Linked DNA regions of Homo sapiens: region 2 is linked to region 1. Evidence: chromatin loops called from intact Hi-C (ENCODE). Cell type or tissue: IMR-90. All regions are shown on one strand.

Region 1 (2,500 bases):
CCTGGAGATCAGGCAAATATCTTTCATTATTAGTTCCTCTGAGGTTGGAACGTATACCTCATGGCCCAAAGCCCCCATCATAAATCACATTGTTACTCCATCCAGTGGCCAATAAACATACTTCTGTGAGGCAGGACATTCCAGAGGCCGAGAGATCACCTCCCCACAGGTGGGGGCAAAGGCCAGACCTGAGTTTGGGTGAGGTTAAATTCTTCATGGTCAGGCGCGGTGGCTCATACCTGTAATCCCAGCACTTTGGGAGGCCGAGGTGGGCAGACCGCGAAGTCAAGAGATCGAGACCATCCTGGCCAACATGGTGAAACCCTGTCTCTACTAAAAATACAAAAATTAGCTGGGCATGGTGGCATGCGCCTGTAGTCCCAGCTTCTTGGAAGGCTGAGGCAGGAGAATCGCTTGAACCCAGGAGGCAGAGGTTGCAGTGAGCCGAGATCACGCCACTGCACTACAGCATGGTGACAGAGTGAGACTCCGTCTCAAAAAAGAAAAAAAATTCTTCACTACACACTAATGACCCACTACACAACCCAAGAACTAGATCCCAAGTTTTCATATTAGGATTTTTTGTGTGTTGTTTCTGCCCTTTTTTAGCCATGTAATCTTAGGCAAGTGACTTACACTCTGAGCTTCAATGTCCTTGTCTTTGAAATGGGGTGATCATATGCTAGTTGTTATTTATATGTAAAGCATTGCTGTAGCCTGCACAAATTAAGCATCGTGACTTGTCCTGCCTGCTGTGCCTTAGAGAGCCTGGGTCCCGGGAGGTCTTGGGGTCTTTGCAGTTGAGAGCATTGAATTGTGCAGTGTCTCAGTGACTGAAACCACCATAGAAGGTAAGCCAGTGTGTGACACCTGGAGGAACAGCTGGTTAGTTTATGAATTATCTGGAGGCATTGGCTTTGCTTTCATTCAGCCACACCAAGGACAGTGAATAGTTTTAAGACTCTCCCAGAGTACCTCAGTTCCCACGAGACCTTTTTCCTGACTTGATGGAGAGTTTTATGTTCTCTGTTGTAGACTGGGGCTGTCTAATGTCCTGGAAACCCAGCCCCCTGGTGGCTGGCAGGATCCAGCCTAGGCCTCCTGGAGCAGTTGCTGGCGCTTTGCATCGTGTTGTGTGGTGAAGCTCGTGAGTGTGTGTGCGGGTAGACAGCTGGCAGCCTTCCCTGCGGGATGTGGAAGGAGGATTCTGCATTTCCCCACCATGCGTCTTGGGAATTACTCATCCAAAAAGTATTGTGGAAAAGCAGGCAGAGTGAAACACGGAGGCATTGCACTTAACCCTTCCCTGGAAATGCCATCCTTGAGTTTAGCGTCTGAGCTTTCTGTTTATTCTGCTTGTGTGCTGAATTGCCTTCCTTCTTGTTGGTGTGCATAGGGGTCTGCACATTGGGCACTTATAAATATTATCCCACCTATCAAGTGAAGAAAAAAATGAACTCTCAAACACCCATCACTTCCTCTTTTTCTATCACAGATGTGAGGAAAAAACAGATGTTTGAAAGAATTGATAGTTTGAAGGTGTTGTATTGATTACATCATGGCCAGGAGAGATGAGCAACAGATAAGTGTGGGTGATCACTGAGAATTCATGAGGAAATGTTTATTGAATTATAACTACGATGGCGACCATGTACTGAGTGTGTGTTATACTAGGCACTGTGCATGTTAATTCTTCCCCATTTTAAAGGCAGAGATTACAACTTTACACATTGTTGAAATGAAATTTTTGCCTCATTAAACTTGGGCACATGTATAATCGCAAGTAAAATTAAAATTATTATTTTGAGATGGAGTCTCGCTCTGTCGCCCAGGCTGGAGTGCAGTGGTGTGATCTCGGCTCACTGCAACCTCCGCCTCCTGGGTTCAAGCGATTCTCCTGCCTTAGCCTCCCTCGTAGCTGGGACTACAGGCGCCTGCCACCACGCCTGGCTCATTTTTTGTATTTTTAGTAGAGACAGGATTTCACTGTGTTATCCAGGATGGTCTCAATCTCCTGACCTCGCAATCCGCCCGCCTCAGCCTCCTAAAGTGCTGGGTTTGCAGGCATGAGCCACCACGCCCGGCCAAAATTATATTTTTAAAAATGGATAACATAGGTGGTTTGGGGTAAAGCCAAGGTTTGAACCTGTTCTCTACCTTACGGCGTAGCCCACTCTAACTACAATTCTGTGTGTCCTTAGTAGTAATAGCAGTGGAATATTATTGATCTATTATCATCATTGTTAGTAATAATAATATTAATATTTATCTTGATATTCTAAATAGGACAGTGGATGTGAATGCTTCATGCATCGGGTAGTGAGATCTATCACAGTGGTGGTAAGAAACATTCAAGTGAGAGTCAAAGTGACAGGTTCTCATCCTCCTGACCCCAGTTCTTACTGTGTTACCTTGGCCAATACTTTTCATCTTCTTGCATCAGTCCTTGAAATAAGATAATGAAGAGGGCTCACTTCCTCTCACTTTGAAACAAGTTAGT
Region 2 (2,500 bases), 130 kb before region 1:
TGTCATTGTCATCACCCAGCCAAAGACTCTTTTCCTTCCAACATGTTTTTCCCTTTGACCTCAAAATAAACAATGTGTTCTAAAGGCTCTGGGGCACTCTCAAAATGCTTCTCTGACCTCGGATAGGACCATGCTTACCCATTAATTTCCAGATCTGACCTTTTCACTACACCTTTAAGCATAACTCTTTCAAAAGGCAAAAATAGAAATGACTGTTTCATTTCACCAAATTCAAGTCGCCAAGAGTGAGAACGTGTGGTTTTCACCGGTACGTTTGGGGACCAGTTTGTTGTCACTGAAACTGCCTGATATCGGGTCGGAGTGGCTGGGTATTTTTCAGTCCTTGGGGTTATAACTCAAATGTTGGAAGTGGTATCTTTTATAGGTAAAATTGAGGGAGGGGAGCATCAAAATGTGTGCGATGCAGATAATAATTTGCCAAGTTTTCTAATTTTTTTCATTAAAAAAGAACATACAGAAGAGTCTACAAGTAGGGCAGGCAGCCTTCATTCCTATGCTCTTTTCCTTGAGGGACACCTTCCCTAACCAAATAATTGAAAATAAATGGGAATTGTGGGAACAGAGGAAGACAAGAAGGAAAACTAAAAACCCAGGACCTAATCTTCCAGGGGCAGGCAGGCCACTTTTGTAGCTCAGATTCTGACCTTTTCTCCAATCAAAGAGTTCGAACAGACTGACTGATTGGAGTGCTCTGTCAGCATTAAACTCAATGCAGGGTTCTGCTCTGGCACCTTTAGGGGTGGTGGTTTAGACCCTCTGCGTGCCATGTCTTATCACCAGCACTGCTAACTGAATGGGATGCATTTTCAAAGACAGGAGAGGGTTTGAAAAACCCCAGGGCATGCTCGGAGCCTGCAGGCATTTGTTTGCTGCTGAGAACCATGGCAAGCATTTTTGACATTTTTATCAGAGTCTTAGTTAAACAATTATGTGGAGGACTGATAAAGAAGTGTGTGATAGGAGACTTCATAATTTAAAGTGCCCAAATTTGGTGAGCTTTATACTCATGTGAAATGGAAATGAAAACATGGCATGTTTTGGAATTCCTGATTCTGCTTATTTGCTTTAATAGCAGATCATTGCATAAACACTGACTCATTGCATTCTATACTGAAAGGAAGATATGGTTTGCTGTGTTCAATCTGGTCTGGCTTCCAGAACACAGTATAGAACAAGTGCCAGAAGAAGGGATGAGCTCAGCTTTATAGGTGACTGGAGAGATACCCAATTCCATGTTTTGTGCTGTACAAACACATGACCTTACATGAAGTTTTGCATAAAATATTGAAACAATACATTTCTCTTTATAAATATGTATGTAATCTGTTCTAGAGTGTATGGAGTAGACAGTAAAAAAAAATAGAATCTTCTTATTTTTGGAAGTGGGGTGAAGACGCAGGTGTGCATATGCTGCCACCTGCGTGTTATTTCACTGAGTTTTGTCAGGTTCTTTTCTTACTCATCTGCACTTTGTATGTTACCTTAAGCGCTGTAACCATTCTAAGCTGCCAGGGACATGGGTATGCAATCAAAGTCAACACTGTGATTAAAACCACCTCCTGTTGTTTACCTTTTTAGAAATTTTAATAATACAGTCAAGTCTGAAAGAGCAGAACTTTTCTCAAAGCTACACACTTGGTTGCCTCTTCTTGATTAATGCATGGGGGTGGTCACTGTAACCTAAGGTCTGACAGATGGTGCGGAGATTGATGAAGTTAAGGCCTGTTAGGTATTCCGAGTGTCTTATAAAGAAAAATAGGCTACCTTAATTCAAATTGTTGTTGCTCTTCCAACCTTCTCTTATGTAAACTCCCTGTATATTACAATGACAGACTCTCTCTCTTTCTGTCTCACACACACACACACACACACACGCATGCATGCACACATACGCACACTCCTGACATGCTCTACTGAAAGCTGCCCAGCTACAGAGAGGTGCGAATCTAATCCAGGGCACATGGCTGCTTTGCATTTCACTGGCTGTCTAGTGTCACTCTATGATATAGGCATAAGGTCATGACTGTGAGCTATCATTGTCACTTATCTTAATATTAAAACCCCTCTGATCCAATCTGTCTGCCTTATCTATTACATCATTCACATATCTAGATTCTTCAAACTTAACTACTCATTGCAGCAAACTCAGGAATGCCGAGCTCTAAGGCATCTCCATTTACTTCGTTCATCTCAATCTCAAATTACTAACCATAGTTCAGTTTCAGGATGACACTGAAAATTCAAAATTACTTCCTGTGATTAACTTACATTGTGATGGTTGGGAATTATTTCGCAGAAGACCTGTTCATCTTCTGATGAAGCCCTTTTCAAGTTTTGAATTGTGTGTGTGTGTGTGTGTGTGTGTGTGTGTTTTAATTGCCAGAAGTCTTTCAGATAGCAGGGAGATTATTGGAATGAGAAAGCAAAGCTTGTATGAAAACTTGTGGCAAAAGGTCATCTGTGCTGTGGGGGAAATTTC

The links. Hi-C counts contacts between places; a loop is a spot of excess contacts. Peaks named below come from ENCODE experiments on the same cell type or tissue, not always from the same donor. Only the 100,000 strongest peaks of a DNase experiment are listed, where the experiment ranks them.
Region 2: a loop joins it to region 1, with 4 times the contacts of the local background. A loop is called at or near these places in 8 of 110 quality-filtered maps.

Annotation. Positions count from the first base shown.
Region 1 is chr6:16,337,798-16,340,297 of GRCh38, reverse strand. All of the region lies in intron 6 of ATXN1 (ataxin 1), which reads left to right. Among named protein-coding and RNA genes, the nearest start is that of GMPR, 100 kb to the right of the region's middle. In IMR-90, a CTCF peak has its summit at 1,084 (motif pointing left); a DNase peak (open chromatin) is centred at 1,167; H3K27ac peaks cover 599 bases.
Region 2 is chr6:16,471,084-16,473,583 of GRCh38, reverse strand. The region is part of intron 6 of ATXN1 (ataxin 1); the gene reads left to right. Among named protein-coding and RNA genes, the nearest start is that of GMPR, 230 kb to the right of the region's middle. RefSeq lists an enhancer at 329-408. In IMR-90, no CTCF peak of the experiment used is centred here; a DNase peak (open chromatin) is centred at 1,103; H3K27ac peaks cover 2,003 bases.